Regions from separate parts of the Homo sapiens genome. Here region 2 is linked to region 1. The links are chromatin loops, found by intact Hi-C in ENCODE. Cell type or tissue: Caco-2. All regions are shown on one strand. Each heading gives the region's core, and the rest is flanking DNA. Links, peaks and the distances in the headings are about the cores only.

Region 1 (9,981 bases), core at 1,098-9,097:
ATATATTCTAGGATCCAGCAAACCTGGTTTTAAATTCTGGCTAGAAACTCTTGACCTTGGGTAAGTTATTAACTTCTCTAAGTCTTTATTTCCTCATCTACAAAATGGAAAAATTTATAGCTCTTCCCAAGTGTCATTGTCATGAGACAACTTATGCCCTACATCTGGCATTTAGTATATCTTTACACTTAGTAGATGCTCAAATGTTGGATTATTTCCTTGTATTTTATTTTCCCACAAGTACACCCTATTGTTTTCCAATCTTTATATCAAGATTCAGTTAGGTTTGGGGGCTCTGGAGGGGAGAAGGAAGGGGTTACCAGCGTCTTCTCTGCTGCTTTTAGATAGAAGCCTGACATCAATCCTTGCCTGCCTGCATATCTGGACAAATAACTTTTAGTTACTCAGATAAACATTGTGTCGCTATGATGCTGAACATCAAATACGAGGATGATGATGTCAATTGCGTGCATTTCATCCAACATGGTATTCCGCAGGCACTGTGGCTGATGGGATTGCCTGCCATCATTTGCCCAGTGGGCTAGCAAGAGTGGTATGAGAGGGCATGAGCTATATTTAATAGGAGCTACCATTTGTGGGGCACTATAGAAAATGCTTTTTTAGAAAAGGCTTCATTGACATATAATTCATGTATCATATAATTCACCCATTTAAAGTATATTATGCAATTATTTTTAGTATATTTATAAAGTTGTGCAATCATCACTACAATGTAAGTTAGAACATTTGCAACGGCCCCAAAAGAAGCCACGTACCGACTAGCAACCCATCACCGCCCTCCCCCCAACAGATGAAGTACTTGTTCAACCTCGCCTCATTTAACCACATGGTGGCCCATCAAGCAGTATTACTCTTGCCATTTTATCAATGAGGAGACTGAGGCTTAGAGATTTTGAACAACTCACACAACATCATCCAGCGGAGTTTTCATTGTAAATAAGTGTTTCCACTCTATGGCACATGCATTTGAGAATCAAATCCAGACAGCTTGATTTCAGACTCCATGTTCCTAACCCTCACTCCATACTCCCTCCCACCCACGGCAGATGCATGTGCCATAGAGTGGACATAGTTATTTACAGTGAAAACTTATTCCAGCTGTTTCTGCCTTCCAAGGCCAAGGCCATATTCTCCTATGAGTGGAAAAACAAATCTCAGGCTCACACCCTTCTGTTTATAGAGATTTGATGGGGAGGAAGGGCTGGACTTTTGGTATCCCTCTCAGTCCTTCTGAGGTGCCAGAGGAGATGAGCCTTTGTTTCAGAAGAGGATATTGATGATCTTTGGGAAATAGAAAGACAGTCCTGGGATCAAGAAGGCAGCAAAGAGCACAACTGCCCTGCAGAGCAAAAGGAGGAAGGTCATGAGGGCTGAAGGGACTCAGCAGCCTGGTGGGAGGAGGCGTGGTCAGTGAGGCATTTGAGATGCCAGGACAACTGCCTGCTGCTCACTGGCACTTGGTGGAATCCAGTGCTCCGTGGTAGGCATTGTGTGCTCAATGGTAGGCCTGGGTGGCCGTGATGCTAGCCCTCTCCATAGCCCCACATTCCACGAAGGTCAGAGATACAGGAACAGGTATCTTGTGAGTGGTTGTGGGAGGGAAAGGGGCTGAGTTCTGAGTTTGGGTGTGTGCAGAGCCTCGCTAGAGGAGCCCTGTTCATTTGCAGAACTTGTGTGGCTGTCGGGGATGGAGATAGCTCTAGGCTATTTTATTTAACTCTTATAAGGTAGAGGGACTTGGGCTGGCACCTAGGTTACTCTGGAGTTGTGCCATTTATGAGGAAAGTTGCATTAGTGTCACATGTAGGTGTGTGAGTCAGGAGGAAGACTGTAACAGAAGGGAGAGAAAGGAGAAAGGAAGGTGGAGAGGGGAGGAGAAGGAGAGAGAGAGAGAGTGTGTGTGTGTATGTGTGTGTGTGTGTATGTGTGTTTGTTTGTATGTGTGTGTGTGTATGTGTGTGTGTGTGTGTGTGTGTGGGCAGGGGGACACTGCAAAGGAACCATAAAGGTAATAAACTGATGTGGAAGAAGGACTGTAGTTCTTAACACTTTATGGAGTCACGGATCACTCTGATAATCTGATGAAAGCTATGGACCCTTCCAGAAAAATAATACACATTTAGCATATTAGGTATTTTGCCAAAATGGAGCCCCCAAAGCCCATCTGCAGATCTAGATTGAGTCCCCAGTGCTCAAGCACTCAAACCCTTGCTGTTCTACAGCTGGGAAGCCACTCTTCACCTTTGCTGAGTGTTTTTCTCCTGGAGCTCAGGCTTGTGGGCCTATGTCCAACAATGCCAGGGGCTATTCCCAGTGTATTTTTTACATGTGGATGTTTTCTTTGTGAATTAAGAAAACACATCCCTTTTGGCCGGGTGTGGTGGCTCACACCTGTAATCCCAGCACTTTGGGAGGCTGAGGCAAGTGGATCACCTGAGGTCAGGAGTTTGAGACCAGCCTGGCCAACGTGGTGAAATCTTGTCACTACTAAAAATACAAAAATTAGCCGGGCGTGGTGGTGCGCGTCTGTAATCCCAGCTACTAGGGAGGCTGAGGCAGGAGAATTGCTTGAATCCGGGAGGGGGAGGTTGCGGTGAGCCGAGATTGCACCACTGCGCTCCAGCTTGGGCGACAGAGTGAGACTCCATCTCAAAAAAAAAAAAAAAAAAAAAAGTAAAAAGAAAATACATCCCTTTTGAGGGGATGTCACCTTGCGGGGTTGTAGCTTGATATTATGGGCTGAATTGTGTCCACACCCTCTATCCCCCACCAAATTTCGTAGATTGAAGCCCTAATCTGTAGTGCTCCAGAATCTGACTGTGTTTGGAGATAGGGTTGTTAAAACCGTCATTCAGGTTAAATGAGGTCATCAGGGGGGACCCTAATCCAAAATGACTGGTGTCCTCATAGGAAGAGGAGACTAGGGCACAGGCATGGAGGAAGGCCGTGGAAAGGCTCAGGGAGAAGACGACCTTCTGCAAGCCAAGGAGAGAGACCTTAGGGGAAAACATCTGCTAACATCTCCATCGCAGACTTTCAGCCGCCAGAACTGTGAGATAACAAATTTCTGTTGTTTAAGCCATCCAACCTGTGGTGCTATACTCTGTTGGGCCGGCCCTACCAAACTAATATGCTTGCGGAACGAGGCCAGGGCTGGCTGGTTTCCTATCCCCCACATTTGGGTGGCTGGGAACCTTCTGCAGGGCACAGCTGCACAACTTGGCAAGGTGGCCTTGAGTGCCTTGGCACCTTCTGGGAGCTCATCGGCAGGAGGACTTGAGTTACTCACCCACAAGCCTCCCCAGAAGGGAAAGCCTCCGTAGAATGAAATAGACAGGTATTCCCCTACGAGAACCGTCGCCATGATGGAGCCGAGGCCGATGTGAGCCAGGCCAATGATGATCTGGATGGCCTGTCAGGAGAGCCACAAGCTGAAGTCTTGTTTCTGAGGCTGGGTCCTGCCTCCCCTATGAGCCTCCTTTTAATTTTAATAAATGTTTTATTTTCATGGTCTAAAAAGTAATATGGGAAATACAAAAATGAAATAAAAACTACCTGTAATCTCCCCTCCGCCTGGAGAAAACAACTGTTTACATTTTGGTGTATTCTCCCATTATTCTTTTCAAATATATACCTTGATAGCACAACATGGCCCCCTGAATTTTATTAACTTAATATTTCATCATGAATGTGTCCTCATGGCATTAAGTATTCTTGGAACATATGTTTTTTCAGGGCTGCTCAGATCCCATTATGGATGGTCTGTGGAGTAGTTGAGACAGAGTTATTGGACAGGTAAGATTATTTCTACTTTTTTCTATTATATGTAACATTGTGATAAACATCCTTCTATGTAAATCTTTGCCTTCATCTCTTATTTCTTTAGGATATTGTTATGTGTTAAATTATGCTCCCCTCCCCCAACCCTCCTCCAAATTCATGTGTTGAAATTCTAATGCTGAGTGCCTCAGAATGTGACTCTATTTGAAAACAGAGTTGTTGCAGATATAATCAGCCAAGATGAGGTCACACTGGAGTAGAGTGGGTCTCCAATCCAATATGATTGGTGTCCTTATAAAAAATGCCATGTGGGCCAGGCACAGTGGCTCACACCTGTAATCTCAGCACTTTGGGAAGCTGAGACGGGCGGATCACAGGTCAGGAGTTCAAGACCAGCCTGGCCAACATGGTGAAACCCTGTCTCTACAAAAATACAAAAACTAGCTCGGCATGATGGTGGGTGCCTGTAATCCCAGCTACTTGGGAGGCTGAGGCGGGAGAATCGCTTAAACCCAGGAGGCAGAGGTTGCAGTGAGCCAAGACTGCGCCACTGCGCTCCAGCCTGGGTGACAGAGTGAGACTCTGTCTCAAAAAAACAAAGTTTTCAACTTTATTATGGTGTGAAAGTGACATGAATTCAGTAGAAACCGTATTTGGAGTACCCATACAATCATTCTGCTTTTCATTTTCAGTCCAGTGTTCAGTAAACTACATTAGATATTCAAGAACACTATTAAATAGGCTTTGTGTTAGATGATTTTGCCCAGCTGTAAGCTAACCTAAGTGTTCTGAACTTGTTTAAGGTAGGCGAGGCTAAGCTATGATGTTTGGTAGGCTACATGTATTAAATGTATTTTTTACTTATGATATTTTTAATTTACGATGGGTACACTGGGACATAATCCCATTGTAAATGAAAGAACATCTGTGTATGTTTGTATATTACACACGTGGTAGCAAATACAAATATATTACTTCCTTAAATTCACATAAATGTAAGCAAATTATACACAGTGTCTGCCCCTTACTTTCTTCCATTAACTCCATATCTTGGGGTGTGTCCCTATCATTACACAAAGAGCTTTCTTGTTCTTTTCATAGCTCCACTACATTTTATTCTTTGGATGCACTGACTTAACCAGTATATTACACTGACTTAACCAATATACTGACTTAACCGGTATTATATTGATGGATATTACAATATTTTTGTTATCACAAACCACGCTGCAATGAATAAGCTCATACATATCACAGTTTTTGTGGGCACAGGCATATCTGGAGGATGAAGTTCCAGCAATGGAATTATTGGATATTTTGTAAATTTGGCAGATACAAATTTCCCTCCCTAAGGGTTGTATCAATTTTTGTTCCCATGAGCACTATCTGAGGGTGGAGCTAGGGTTGGAGCTCGGGCAGTCTGCATCCAAATTCATGCCCATCATTCAGCTACACAGTGAAATGGGCCTTTCTTTGTCCAGCGCAGGACAGCCTCTCAGGGGTTGCGGTGACCATTTATGTTGTTGGTTGCCTAACCTGCTTTGTTTCCTGTTGGGCAAATATTTGATTCGATCTTATTGGATTCTGACTCCACCTTGTGGTCTATTTTGGTCTTGCTGGGACCCCTTTCTTCAGAGGCCACAGGGCTGGGCGTGGATCCTGGCAACAGGATCAACCTTCAAGCGTGCTGCTTTTTTGTTGCTTTTCTTTCTCTTTCCGAAAATGCCTAAATCAGAAAATACAAGGTCTGAGCAGAGGCCGCCTGTGATGTTGTGCAGCTGAGCTTTCTAATAGACCTGTGCTTGGCAAGGCGCGATCAACTCAGCCCCACTTGCGGGATGTAGTGTTTGTGTATTTCCCAGGCCTTCCCTTCCCCCTGCCATCACTCCAGCTGTGCAGTCTGTGGCCTGCAAAGGGAAATCTCACTTACCCCCAAGGTTTTGCCTTCTTTCAGAGCTTTCTGCACAGGCTGCCCATTCACATTCGACACCAAACTAGGTGGGTTCCCAGGAACTAGGTGGACTTGCGGCTGGCTGTTTGGATACAGGGGCACGTGAGACATAATTCCTGGGGTCACAGGATAACCATTGTGGGGTGCCACCACCAACACAGAATTGGCCACCGGAACTGCTGAAGTCATCGAATTCATGCTGCCAAGAAATAAATGCGAGAGAATTTTCCCTCACATATGGACTTGTCCTTTAAAAAGGACTTTTGCTTCTTCTAGCTCATTGGAGCATCTTAACCCTCTACAAGTTTATGAATCCCATGTTACAAATAATAGATATCAGTTATAGGGCACTTAAGAGGTGCTTTACAAATACATTTCCTTTCATCCTCTCACCCGCCCAGTTTTACAGATGAGAAAACTAAGACTCAAAGAGGCTAAAGGCTACCAGAGGGCAAGGGGTCCATCTTTTCCATCTTTGTGTCTCTCATAGTGTTTATTTTTTAATTTTTTTTTGAGACAGAGTCTGGCTCTGTCACCCAGGCTGGAGTGCAGTGGTACGATCTTGGCTCACTGCAACCTCCGCCTCCCAGGTTCAAGCAATTCTCCTGCCTCAGCCTCCTGAGTATCTGGGATTACAGGCCCCCGCCACCACACCCAGCTAATTTTTGTATTTTTAGTAGAGATGGGGTTTCCCCCTGTTGGCCAGGCTGGTCTCGAACTCCTGACCTCAGGCGATCCGCTTGCCTCGGCCTCCCAAAGTGCTGGGATTACAGATGTGAACCACCGCACCCGGCCTCTCATAGTGTTTAGAGTGCTGCTTTGCATATGTTAGTACTGGCTGAAAGCAAAAGTTCAGAACTAGAAAATCTCTTGGACAACATTGAGTTCAATTCTCTCATTTTCTGGAAAAGGAAACAGGGTGAGAGAGTGGACAAGAATCCTCCAAGGTCCCAGGTATGTCAATATTAGTTAAATGGAGATTATCCTTCTCAAGGGAAGCCCCATTGCCAAGGCAGTGTCTGTTCATTGGGTGGCTTCCACTGCTCAATTTTCTAGGCTACTTATACATTCTAATGTGGTTTTAAAAATTCTTTTTCTTTTTGTTTCTCCCATCCCCCTCCATGTCCTATCTTTCTCTTTCTTTCTCTTGGAGCAGACTCAATAAAGCTAGTACAATACACTCTGTCTATCCCTCATCCACACTGGTTCGCCGTAAGTCTCACTTGGTAGAAAAACCTTATCACCAACTCCCAGTTACCAACCACCAGATTAAGCAGACTCACCTTGCTCTGCCAGCAGCCACGTATCTCTTGATCCTATTCCTTTTCTTTGCTGTGGGGACCTTGTTTTTTTTCCTGAGAGAATGAATGTACTGGGGCCAGTTGGGTGGTAGGGTTAGAAGGATCCGAAGTCCTCTATTTCCTGGATGCAGGCCAGGTTACATGCTGCTTAGAGCTCAGTTTCATTCGTATTTATTTCCTGTTTTGGTTAATGAGCCAGTTAAATATGGTTTGATTTGACAAGAGTCTATGGTATAATCTCCATGGAGAAGAAAGGGTTGGGCTGGTTGCTCTGGGAGACACAGAAATGAACTGGGCACCCAGGGTGTGCTGTATTTAGCTGTAACATGAGACAGGATGAAATAAACACCACAGAAGAGAGATAAATGTCCCCACAGGAGAACAGAGGAGAAAATGATTTGTTGGACTTGAAGAGATTAGGGAAGACTTCAAACAGAAGGTGGCATATGAAATCAATAAACTGCAGTCCAGAAAGGGATAGAATCACAGCGAGTGAAATGAGACTTGTAATCAACTTAGATCTATTTTCATCCAAGTCAGAGCCAATAGAAAATCAGAAGCCATCCATGGGAGGGCATTCCACATATCTATGACATACATCGTGTGAATTGCACAGTACAAAAACAGCTGCATGTAATAGTCCATGACAGATTTACCGTTGAAGAAGGTGAACAATGAAGAACAAATGAAGTTGATGGGATGGCTAGAACATTGTAAGATGGTCAAAACAAAAAGAACACCGTTGAGGGTATGGAAAGGGAAAAGTCTTGGGGAAGAGAAGGTAGAGATATGTTGGGAATGGCTCACAGTGAAGGACATTGAATGTAAAAAAGATGAAAAGGTAGCTGGAGTCAGACTTCACTTTTTTGTTGTTGTTTGTATTTTTTAGAGACAGGGTCTTGCTCAGGCTGGAGTGCAGTGATAGTTCACTGCAGCCTCAAACTCCCAGGCTCAAGCAATCCACCTGCCTCAGCCTCCTGAATAGCTGGGACTGCAGGCACGCACTACTGTGGCCAGCTAAATCTTAAAATTTTTTGTAGAGACAGGATTTCACTATGCTGCCCAGGCTGGTCTTCAATTCCTGGCCTCAAATGATTCTCCTGCCTCGGCCTCCCAAAGTGCAGGGATTACAGGAGTGAGCCACCATGCCTAACCCAAATTTTACTTCTTTACCCATTTTTTCTATCAGATTCCTGGACCTTTGTCCCTTAATTTTTAAAGAGTTCTTTACATACTAGGGATTTTAGGTCTTTGTCTTTGGTATATTCTCCAATTTTGACAGTGTCTTTTGATTTTGTTTAGGGTGGTTTTCTGTCAAGAAAAATTTTAAAAATTTTTGTAGTAAAATTTATCAGTCTTATCTTTTATTACCTATGCATTTGAGTCATTGTTTGAAAGCCTTTCCTAACACTAAGATTAAACAGGAATTTAGCTGTGTTTTCTTCTAATACTTGTATTGTTTTACTTTTTACATTTTGATTCTTAATACATGTAAAATGTATTTTTTTGTGAATGCTATGAGATGTGGGTCTAATTTTAAATTTTTCCAAAAGTCTACCTGGCTGCCCCAGGGCAATTTATTAAATAGCTCATCTTCTCTTCAGCGGCATTTGAAATGCCACCTTTGTCACAGCCTAAATTTCTATATGCATTTGGTTCTAATTCTGGTCTTTCTTTTACTTTCTATTGGTCTATTTGTCTATTCATGTGTTATTTCAACAATGTTTTAATTATAGAGGCTTTCCAGTGTACTTCAATGTCCTGTAGGGTTAGTCTCCTGTGTAATTTTTCCTTTTTCATTATATTTTATGGCTATTCTTGCATGTTTGTTTTTCCAAATGAACTTTAGCATTTGTCTAACTCTATAAAGTAACTCAATAGCTTTTTGTAAAGACGAATAACATGAACCAAACTGTATTGACAGAAATAATAAGAGGCATCTGAATGAGGACATATAGGTGGCTAAGCCCTAGTGCACGTGGGACATTCAGGACCAGGTTTAACCAGATATTGTAGAAGATGAAATTTGTCACCTTTTAATTGAGTTTATAGAAGTGGTGCCAACTTTCTAGAAGGGACCGGAGACATACAAGGGAGATTATTATTGTCCAAACCTACTTCAGCAAATGCTGTTGATGCAGCATCTATATCCCCTTGATCCACTCTGGAGGTCTTGAGACAGGGTCTTGCTCAAGCTAGAGTACAGTAACGTGATCATAGCTCACTGCAGCCTCAAACTCTGAGCAAACTCTGCAGCAAATGCTGTATTGATGCTGCATCTTCAGCCAGTCTCCACATCTATGGACAACTCCTTTCTTTTCCGAGGATGCATAGGTATGGGGCAGGCCATAGGTGCTGGGAAGTTAATCCCACAAGAATTTTTCCTATCCAGTGTAACGTGCATATGCTGGATAACTACCCTAGCTTCTCTGTCCCCTAAGAGAAATAATTTTGAAGTGTGTTTCAACTGTCTCTTAGAGAGTCTCCAACAGGATTAAGCACCAGTTCCCTATAACAGAACTCATTCATTAATACATAGTCTATTGACTTTCTTCCTTTTTTTGGTATCACTTTTCCATTTTTTTTCACAGTGAGTCTTGGGTCACTTCCCAAGTAAGCACCCAAATCCTTATGTCAGAGCCTTTTGTATTGCTGTGGTATCAATTGTAATGTCTTCATTTTCAATTCTGATTGTGTTTATTTGAATCTTCTCTCCCTTTTATTAGTCTAGCTAGTGGTTTATCAATTTTATCTTTTCAAGGAACAAACTTTTCATTTCGTTGATCCTTTTTATTCTTTTTTCATTTCTGATTTATTTAGTCCTGCCTTGATCTTTTTTTTTTTCTTCTGCCAATTTCGGGTTTGATTTCTCCTTGTTTCTCTACATCCTTGAGATACAATATTAAGCTGTTAATTTGTCATCTTTCT
Region 2 (9,981 bases), core at 1,146-9,145, 190 kb before region 1:
CCTGAGATATGTCTGTACATAAACCAGTAACGTACTGTACCTAATTATGTTATACTTTTTTTTTTTTTGAGATTGAGTCTTGCTCTGTCACCCAGGCTGGAGTGCAATGGCATGGTCTTGGCTCACTGCAACCTCCGCCTCCTGGGTTCAAGTGATTCTCCTGCCTCAGCCTCCCGAGTAGCTGGGACTTCAGGCGTGTGCCACCACATCTGGCTAATTTTTTTTTTTTTGTACTTGTATTTGTAGTAGAGATGAGGTTTCACTATGTTGGCCAGGCTGATCTCAAACTCCTGACCTCGTGATCTGCCCACCTCGGCCTCCCAAAGTGCTGGGATTACAGGCGTGAGCCACCGCGCCTAGCTATATTATACTTTTATACAACTGGCAGTGTAGTAGATTTGTTTATACCTGTATCCCCACAAACGTGAATAATGCATTGCATTGTGACATGATGATGGTTATGACATCACTTGGTGATAGGAATTTTTCAGCTCCACTGTAATCTTATGGGACCAGTGTTTGTGTGGTCCGTCGCTGACATGTCATTATGTGACACATGACTCTATGGCATCCTGAACTGCAGAAGGGAGTAGGGGCCTAAGGCTTCTAGGGGGTGGTGGTGACACAAGTTATGTGGGGGGATGGGGAGGAAGTGCACTACAGAGTCTCTCAGGTAATAAAAGTTGTCTCAGAGCAGACCTTAGATAAATAATGCATGACAGTCTGTGACAAAGACTGGCATCTAGTCTTCTCTCTTGTGAGACCAGTTCATTTTCCCTGGTTGAGATTCCCAGGAAGGGGATTCATGATGTTCCTTTCAGATGACCTGCCCTTAGAGAAAGAGGGGCAAGAGACAGGAGGGCAGGACATGGTCAGAGAGACCTTGGTTCAAAGCCCTCAGCGTGCCAAACCACCATACTTTGGGGTATTGTTTTCTGAGATCCAATATTACTTAACCTCTCAGAAAAGTGGGAATGGTAACTATAGACTCAGTGGGGTTGTTGAGGTTTAGATGAAAATACATACAGGTGCTCCTTGATATACGATGGAGCCACATCCTGATAAGTGCATCATAAGCTGAAAATATTGCAAGTTGAACCATGGTAAATCGGGGACCGTCTGTGAATACATAGGTCAGAACGGTGTCTGGCACGTAGTCAGGATTTGCAGTTGTTCTCACTCAGCATTGGGTCTTAGTCTGTGGTGGGATAGAGCAGTGAATAAAACAGACCCGATTTGGGCACTGATGTAATTTATAGTCAGGTTAGTAAGGCAGATGTAGATTAATTTCACATGTACACATTTAATTGCAATTATAAGTGCTAGAGAAGAAAAGCATGAGATGCTGAGAGAATGGGTAACAGGGTTTCTAACCTAACAGTTATGTGGCCCTGGGTACGTGACTTTCCCTTTCAGATCTTGAACTCCTTCATCTAGAAAATGGGAATATTGGCACAGCTTTGCAGGGTGTGACAGCTGGTGTTGTGGAGATGGCATGCTAATATGCTGGTAACAGGGTGCCTGATGCTCACTTAAGATGCTACATGAATGGGAGCTACTGCTGTGTGTGTTGATGAAATTCTCGTCCTCATTAGCAGGTTGTGAGCAGGATACAAGATATTTCTTCTTGCCCCGTATTCTCCTGAGCCCTGCTCAGTGTGTTTGTATAACAAAGGTGTCCATCCTAACAATATGGCTCACCGGTTTTCACCCTGTACTGTACCTGGTGTTTTGATTTAGAACCGAGTTAGGTAGCTGAAAATACAGCGTGAGCTTTTTAATGGGGAGTTGGTTGACTCCAGGTGTGATCCTAAATCTAGAAGGAATTTGGCCAGATGTTCATGAATTTCTGGAGTCCCATGAGGAATGTTGCCCAGCCTCATCTGCCTCTTATCTGGTCCTGCTCTGTGTTAGGGGCCTGAGTGCCCTGGGGTTGGAACACTATGAGCTAGAAAATGCTGATGGACTGTTCCACTTACGAGCAAGTAGTGAGCACTAGGCATAAACAAGCTGAGCTCTGAGGTTTTTCAACTAAACCTAGCCGAACTGCAGTTGCCCAGAAAGCTCAGGTGAGAAGGGGGGGCTGGCATTGCTTTATTCATTCATCCCACCAGTGAAAAATGCCAGGCACTGAGGGAGGCACTGGGGGTAGTGTGCAGGTCAGCCTAGGGAAAACAAACAGGAGCCTGCGGTGTGATAAATACTAATTAGAGAAGGCCTGGTTGTTTGGGAATCTGTTATTAGGGATCAGTGTTCAGACTAAAGGAGGAAAAGCCTTCTCACAGTTGCCTCTTATCTTTCTCCTCAGAGCATAGCGGCCTGACCACAGGGGTGGCCTTCGGGCATCACGCCAAGTTCATCGCTTCAACAGGCATGGACAGAAGCCTCAAGTTCTACAGCCTGTAGGCCCTGGCCCTTCTGATGGAAGCTGGGCCTCATCTCAGTAGAGGGGTAGAATTAGGGTTTGGGGGGGGGGGTGGGGGGAATCTATGGGGGGAGGGGGCTCTGTGGGGTGGGACATTCACATCATTTCACTCTGGTCTGAGTGGTGGCCTGAGAACCATGGTGGCATGGACCACCCTCATCCATGCAACTCCAGGCCCCATGGGAACGGATGTGGAAGGAAGAACTGTCACCCTCTTAAGGCCCAGGGTCGGAGCCCAGGGCCTCTCCCTTCCTGTCGTTCAATGGACGTGGTGGTGGCTGTTCCACACCCATTTTGTTGCAGTTCCTGTGAGACAGGAGAGGCTGAGCCAAGGGAACTGTGAAGGGGATGGGCAGGAGGGCTTGTGCAGGGTTTTGTAAGCAGTGATCTAGTTTCATTAAAAAAAGAAAACAATAACCATAACCACCTCCCCGTGTCTGTCTGCACCAGGAGCACCTGGGACTGGGAAGGTCAAGGGGAGGGAGCACACACTGGGACACTGGCTTCCGGGAAGCCCATCTTCCTTTCCTTTCACAGCTCTTACCCTTTTTTTTTTTTTTTAATTGCACAGCAGAAATAAAAACAAATCTGCAGATGAAATTTGCCATGTCCCTGCGGTTCTTGACCTTGTGTCTAAAGGCCTCAAGTCACTAGTCCTGCCACTTGCCTTGTAGACTTGGTTTCCTACACAAGCCTGGAAGGGAGGGAGACCTGCAGGGAAGATTAGCTGGATCTTGCTGGTGGGGAGGTCTGAGCATCTCCATCAGGGTTCTTTAGTTGTAGGCTTTCTAGCCTGTCCTCAGCTGGCATAAGTCAAAAAGGAGATTTTTTTATTGACTCTGGCGATTGAAAAGCTGTGGTAGGACTGGTTTCGGGACAAAGATCTGATAATGAATGTGCCTTATAGGGAATTCCTGTAGGGTCACGTGACTGCTTTAGATTGCAGGTCAGGAAAGGCCTCTGAAGTGGTGGTGATGAAGCTGAAGCTGGAATGAGAGGGACCTGAGAGGGGAGGAGTGTTGGCAGGCAGAGAGCAGGTTCTAGGGCTGGACTGAGCGAGATATATGGAGGAACAGGAAGGAGGTCATGGTGGCAAAGTCGGGGGAACCATGGTGTACAGTCTGGGGTGATTGACAGTCCCCTGACAAGGGCCATCCCAGTGGAAGGTCGGGGCTGGCTGCCTCCCTGGAGTGGGGTAAGAGGATATGAGGTGAGGAAGTGTGGGAGTCAGTGATTATAGACAAAAAATAGTGCTGAGAAGGGGAGCTGAGAAATGGGGTGTTACCAGGAGGGGAGCTTTGGGGGCAAAGTATGGTAGGCCATATTGTGGACATAACAGGAGACCTCCAGGCATGTTTTGCTGGGGCAGTGTTCTGTTGTCAGGGAAGCTCGGCATGCCGTATCTGCCTGGGAGGGTCAGGATGCCTACTAGCTAGGGAAAGCTGAAAAACCCCACAGTAAAGAAACCACTTAACTTATACAAGTTGAATATAAACCATTTAACTTACACCAGTGTTTATTATTAAGAAAAGACCTGGGCCAGGTGCGGTGGCTCACGCCTGTAATCTCAGCACTTCCAGAGGCCAAGGCGGGCGGATCACGAGATCAAGAGTTCGAGACCGGCCTGGCCAAGAAGGTGAAACCCCATCTCTACTAAGAATACAAAAATTAGCTGAGCATGGTGGCAGGTTCCTGTAATCCCAGCTACTCGGGAGGCTGAGACAGGAGAATTGCTTGAACCCAGGAGGTGGAGGTTGCAGTGAGCTGGGATTGTGCCACTGCACTCCAGCCTGGGGGACAGAGCAAGACTCCGTCTTGGGGAAGAAAAAAAAAAAAGACCAATCATACAGTTCTCCCAAGGCAGGACATACTTTAAAAAAAAGTTAGGACAACTGCCTAGTTAAAAGGTGGGCTAACAACAGCTATGGTTTGCAGATGGTAGAATGGGTCACTCGAGTGGGAGAGGGTTGAGGTCGAACTCCCGACCTCAGGTCATCCGCCAGCCTCAGCCTCCGAAAGTCCTGAGATTATAGGCGTGAGCCACCACGCCCAGCCACTCATTTAATTCTTAAAACAACTTTGCCCTTGGCCGGGTGTGGTGGCTCATGCCTGTAATCCCAGCACTTTGGGAGGCCGAGGTGGGTGGATTGCCTGAGGTCAGGAGATGGAGACCATCCTGGCCAACATGGTGAAACCCCATCTCTACTAAAAATACAAAAAATTAGCTGGGTGTGATGGTGCATGCCTGTAGTCCCAGCTGCTTGGGAGGCTGAGGCAGGAGAATCGCTTGAACCCGGGAGGCAGAGGTTGCGGTGAGCTGAGATTGTGCCACTGCACTCCAGCCTAGTGACAGAGCGAGACTCTGTCTCAGAAAAAAGAAAACAACCTTGCTCTTTGCTGTCCAGCAACTCAGCAGATTCTTGGTCCCTGCATAGGACTTCATACCGCTCTTCCTTTGCAGAACGGAGCAGAAGGTGGGAGCATAGTCCTGGCACTGGACTCTCTGGCTTTGAATCCCAGTTCTGGCACTTAGTTGCTGCAAGACCTTGGACAGATTATTTAACTTTTTTCTGTTTGAGTTTCTTCATCCAAAAGATGGGGATAGTGTACTTACTAGAGATATAGTAAGGATTAAGTGAATGTGACAAGTGCTTAGAATAGGAATTGCACATCATAAATGCTGCTACTATTAACTATTACCACTCTCCTGCTCCCTCTCCCTGGAGTCTGCCCTCCCCAGAGATAGACCAAGTCCTTCAGGAAGCCTCTGGAGCCCATTGCTGCCCTGCCAGGTGAGTGAGCTTTCTTGGAGCCCATGGTTCATGCCTTTAGCATAGCTCTGTGTTACCTTGAAGGTGTTTGCGCATTTGTCTTTCCCACTTAGAATCTTAAGAGCAGAACCAGGTATCCGTTGCTATCATTCATCTCTTCAGCTCATGTCACACTGCTGCCAAGTGGCAGATTGAGAGATTCAACCTTGGGGCTCAGTCCAATGCCCAGGCAACGTCTGTCTCTTTCTTTGATAAGTAAACACAGAGGGCTTGACAGAATGTTAGTTATATCAGCCAAAATGAATGAAGAGCTATCACCTCCTGCCACAGCTCACCAGATGTTGGCCCAGCTGCCTTGTAGGTGAACCTTCTGGAAGTAGATCTTGGTTGGGGGTTGGTGGATTCTAAAGGACTCACCTCTGTTGTCTAGCTAGTGAGTTTTGTATTTAGGACCCAGCAGCAGTCAGTAGTCCCAGGTGTCCATAGGGAAATTGTTCGGTGATATTATCAGTGATTACTGCATCTTTTGTGCACTTGGGCCTTTGGTGATCAAACCCTGCTTAGCCTCCGCTATTGAAAGTGAGGAAGCATCTATATTGTTCCTGAGCTTGGAGCACTAACCAAGGAGGTCACCTGGGGGCAGTGTAGTCACAGCAGTCTCCCCAGTAACGTTGGTACTGTGATGGAGCTCCTCACAGTACCACAGAATGACCCTGCCAGACAGGTGGTGGTGTCCCCAGTCTATAGATGAGAAGACAAGCTCAGAGAAGTGCCTTGTTTAGGCCACCCAGTAAATAACGCAGCTAGGGTTTTTAAGCCGTGTGGCTTCAGAGACCAAGCTGATTAAGATAGGCATGGGCAGCTAATGACCCACTGCTCAGCTTTGCAGGAGGTAGTATCATAGTTAAATGCAGGCTCTGGAGCCAGCAGCCCAGGTTTGAATCCCAGCTCTGCACCTTTCTGTGATGTGCATCTTTATGTCTCAGTTTCTTCATCTGAAAAGTCAGTTCCTGGTGCCTACTTCGTAGGGCTCTTGAGAATTTTTATTTTTAGTTTTATTTATTTATTTTTTTAAATAGCATTTCTAATAGAATCTAAACATTGATTGGTCTGACAGGTCTTCTGTGTGGCATTTTTTTGTGTGTTAAATTTCTTAGTGTTTTTTTAAATTATTATACTTTAACTTCTAGGGTACATGTGCACAACATGCAGGTTTGTTACATATGTATGCATGTGCCATGTTGGTGTGTTAACTCGTTAACTCGTCATTTACATTAGGTATATCTCCTCATGCTATGCCTCCCACCTCCGCCCACCCCAGGACAGGCCCTGGTGTGTGATGTTCCCCACCCTGTGTCTAAGTGTTCTCATTGTTCAATTCCTACCTGTGAGTGAGAACATGCGGTGTTTGGTTTTCTGTCCATGCGATAGTTTGCTCAGAATGATGGTTTCCAGCTTCATCCATGTCCCTATAAAGGACATGAACTCATTCTTTTTTATGGCTGTGTAGTATTCCATGGTGTATATGTGCCACATTTTCTTAATCCAGTCTATCACTGATGGACATTTGGGTTGGTTCCAAGTCTTTGCTATTGTGAATAGTGCCACAATAAACATATGTGTGCATGTGTCTTTATAGAAGCATGATTTATAATACTTTGGGTATATACCCAGTAATGGGATGGCTGGGTCAAATGGGATTTCTAGCTCTAGATCCTTGAGGAATCGCCACACTGTCTTCCACAATGGTTGAACTAGTTTACAGTCCCACCAACAGTGTAAAAGTGTTCCTATTTCTCCACATCCTCTCCAGCACCTGTTGTTTCCTGACTTCTTAATGATCGCCATTCTAACCGGTGTGAGATGGTATCTCACTGTGGTTTTGATTTTCATTTCTCCGATGGCCAGTGATGAGCATTTTTTCATGTCTGTTGGCTGCATAAATATCTTCTTTTGAGAAGTGTCTGTTCATATCCTTTGCCCACTTTCTGATGGGGTCGTTTGATTTTTTTCTTATAAATTTGTTTAAGTTCTTTGTAGATTCTGAATATTAGCCCTTTGTCAGATGGGTAGATTGTAAAAATTTTCTCCCATTTTGTAGGTTGCCTGTTCACTCTGATGGTAGTTTCTGTTGCTGTGCTGAAGCTCTTTAGTTTATTTAGATCCCATTTGTCAATTTTGGCTTTTGTTGCCATTGCTTTTGGTGTTTTAGTCATGAAGTCCTTGCCCATGCCTAGGTCCTGAATGGTATTGCCTAGGTTTTCTTCTAGGGTTTTTATGGTTTTAGGTCTAACATTTAAGTCTTTAATCCATCTTGAATTAATTTTTGTGTAAGGTTTAAGGAAGGGATCCAGTTTCAGCTTTCTACATATGGCTAGCTAGTTTTCCCAGCACCATTTATTAAATAGGGAATCCTTTCCCCATTTCTTGTTTTTATCAGGTTTGTCAAAGATCAGATGGTTGTAGATGTGTGGTATTATTTCTGAGGGCTCTGTTCTGTTCCATTGGTCCATATCTCTGTTTTGGTACCAGTACCATGCTGTTTTGGTTACTGTAGCCTTGTAGTGTAGTTTGAAGTCAGGTAGCATGATGCCTCCAGCTTTGTTCTTTTGGCTTAGGATTGTCTTGGCAACGTGGGCTCTTTTTTGGTTCCATATGAACTTTAAAGTAGTTTTTTCCAATTCTGTGAAGAAAGTCATTGGTAGCTTGATGGGGATTGCATTGAATCTATAAATTACCTTGGGCAGTATGGCCATTTTCATGATATTGATTCTTCCTATCCATGAGCATAGAATGTTCTTCCATTTGTTTGTGTCCTCTTTTATTTTGTTGAGCAGTGGTTTGTAGTTCTTGAAGAGGTCCTTCACATCCCTTGTAAGTTGGATTCCTAGGTATTCTATTCCCTTTGAAGCAATTCTGAATGGGAGTTCACTCATGATTTGGCCTGTTATTGGTATATAGGAATGCTTGTGATTTTTGCACATTGATTTTGTATCCTGAGACTTTGCTGAAGTTGCTTATCAGCTTAAGGAGATTTTGGGTGGAGACGATGGGGTTTTCTAAATATACAATCATGTCATCTGCAAACAGGGACAATTTGACTTCCTCTTTTCCTAATTGAATACGCTTTATTTCTTTCTCTTGCCTGATTGTCCTGGCCAGAACTTCCAACACTGTGTTGAATAGGAGTGGTAAGAGAGGGCATCCCTGTCTTGTGCCAGTTTTCAAAGGGAATGCTTCCAGTTTTTGCCCATTCGGTATGATATTGGCTGTGGGTTTGTCATAAATAACTCTGATTATTTTGAGATACATCCCATCAATACCTAGTCTAGGGCTGGGCGCGGTGGCTTACGCCTGTAATCCCAGCACTTTGGGAGGCTGAGGCAGGCGGATCACAAGGTTAGGACATCGAGACCATCCTGGCTAACACAGTGAAACCCCATCTCTACTAAAAATACAAAAAATTAGCCGGGCGTGGTGGCGGGCGCCTGTAGTCCCAGCTACTCAGGAGGCTGAGGCAGGAGAATGGTGTGAACCCGGGAGGCAGAGCTTGCAGTGAGCAGAAATCGTGCCACTGCACTCCAGCCTGGGCGACAGAGCAAGACTCCTTCTCAAAAAAACAAAATGAAACAAAACAAAAGAAATACCTAGTCTATTGAAAGTTTTTAGCATGAAGGGCTGTTGAATTTTGTCGAAGGCCTTTTCTGCATCTATTGAGATTATCATGTGGTTTTTGTCATTGGTTCTGTTTATGTGATGGATTATGTTTATTGATTTGCGTATGTTGAACCAGCCTTGCATCCCAGTGATGAAGCCAACTTGATTGTGGTGGATAAGCTTTTTGATGTGCTGCTGGATTCAGTTTGCCAGTATTTTATTGAGGATTTTTGCATCGATGTTCATTTGGGGATATTGGTCTAAAATTCTCCTTTTTTGTTGTATTTCTGCCAGGCTTTGGTATCAGGATGACGCTGGCCTCATAAAATGAGTTAGGGAGGAGTCCCTCTTTTTCTATTGATTGGAATAGTTTCAGAAGGAATGGTACCAGCTCCTCTTTGTACCTCTGGTAGAATTTGGCTGTGAATCCGTCTGGTCTGGACTTTTTCTGGATGGTAGGCTATTGTTGCCTCAATTTCAGAGCCTATTGTTGGTCTATTCAGGGATTCAACTTCTTCCTGGTTTAGTCTTGGGAGGGTGTATGTGTTGAGGAGTTTATCCATTTCTTCTAGATTTTCTAGTTTATTTGCATGGAGGTGTTTATAGTGTTCTCTGATGGTAGTTTGTATTTCTGTGGGATCGGTGTTGATATCCCATTTATCATTTTTTATTGCATCTATTTGATTCTTCTATCTTTTCTTCTTTATTAGTCTTGCTAGCAGTCTATCAATTTTGTTGATCTTTTCAAAAAATCAGCTCCTGGATTCATTGATTTTTTGAAGGGTTTTTCGTGTTTCTATCTCCTTCAGTTCTGCTCTGATCTTAGTTATTTCTTGCCTTCTGCTAGCTTTTGAATGTGTTTGCTCTTGCTTCTCTAGTTCTTTTAATTGTGATGTTAGGGTGTCAATTTTAGATCTTTCCTGCTTTCTCTTGTGGGCATTTAGTGCTATAAATTTCCTTCTATGTACTGCTTTAAATGTGTCCCAGAGATTCTGGTATGTTGTGTCTTTGTTCTCATTGGTTTCAAAGAACATCTTTCTTTCTGCCTTCATTTTGTTATGTACCCAGTAGTCATTCAGGAGCAGGTTGTTCAGTTTCCATGTAGCTGAGCGATTTTGAGTGAGTTTC

Evidence for each region. A loop is a pair of places that touch in the nucleus more often than their neighbours do. Peaks named below come from ENCODE experiments on the same cell type or tissue, not always from the same donor. Only the 100,000 strongest peaks of a DNase experiment are listed, where the experiment ranks them.
Region 2: a loop joins it to region 1, with 13 times the contacts of the local background. A loop is called at or near these places in 4 of 110 quality-filtered maps.

What each region holds. Positions count from the first base shown.
Region 1 is chr11:60,696,830-60,706,810 of GRCh38, reverse strand. It overlaps MS4A8 (membrane spanning 4-domains A8), which reads right to left and starts at 7,199. Exons shown (of 7, transcript NM_031457.2): 1 at 7,036-7,199; 2 at 5,732-5,951; 3 at 3,311-3,433. The coding sequence starts at 5,950. It overlaps LOC105369321 (a long non-coding RNA gene), which reads left to right and starts at 2,882. Exons shown (of 6, transcript XR_001748240.2): 1 at 2,882-3,072; 2 at 3,757-3,816. RefSeq lists enhancers at 5,154-5,653, 5,654-6,155. In Caco-2, for the core only: a CTCF peak has its summit at 5,370 (motif pointing left); a DNase peak (open chromatin) is centred at 5,380.
Region 2 is chr11:60,883,591-60,893,571 of GRCh38, reverse strand. It overlaps PRPF19 (pre-mRNA processing factor 19), which reads left to right. Exons shown (of 16, transcript NM_014502.5): 16 at 2,309-3,025. The coding sequence ends at 2,406. Among named protein-coding and RNA genes, the nearest start is that of PRPF19, 18 kb to the left of the region's middle. In Caco-2, for the core only: a CTCF peak has its summit at 5,863 (motif pointing right); DNase peaks (open chromatin) are centred at 3,385 and 5,861.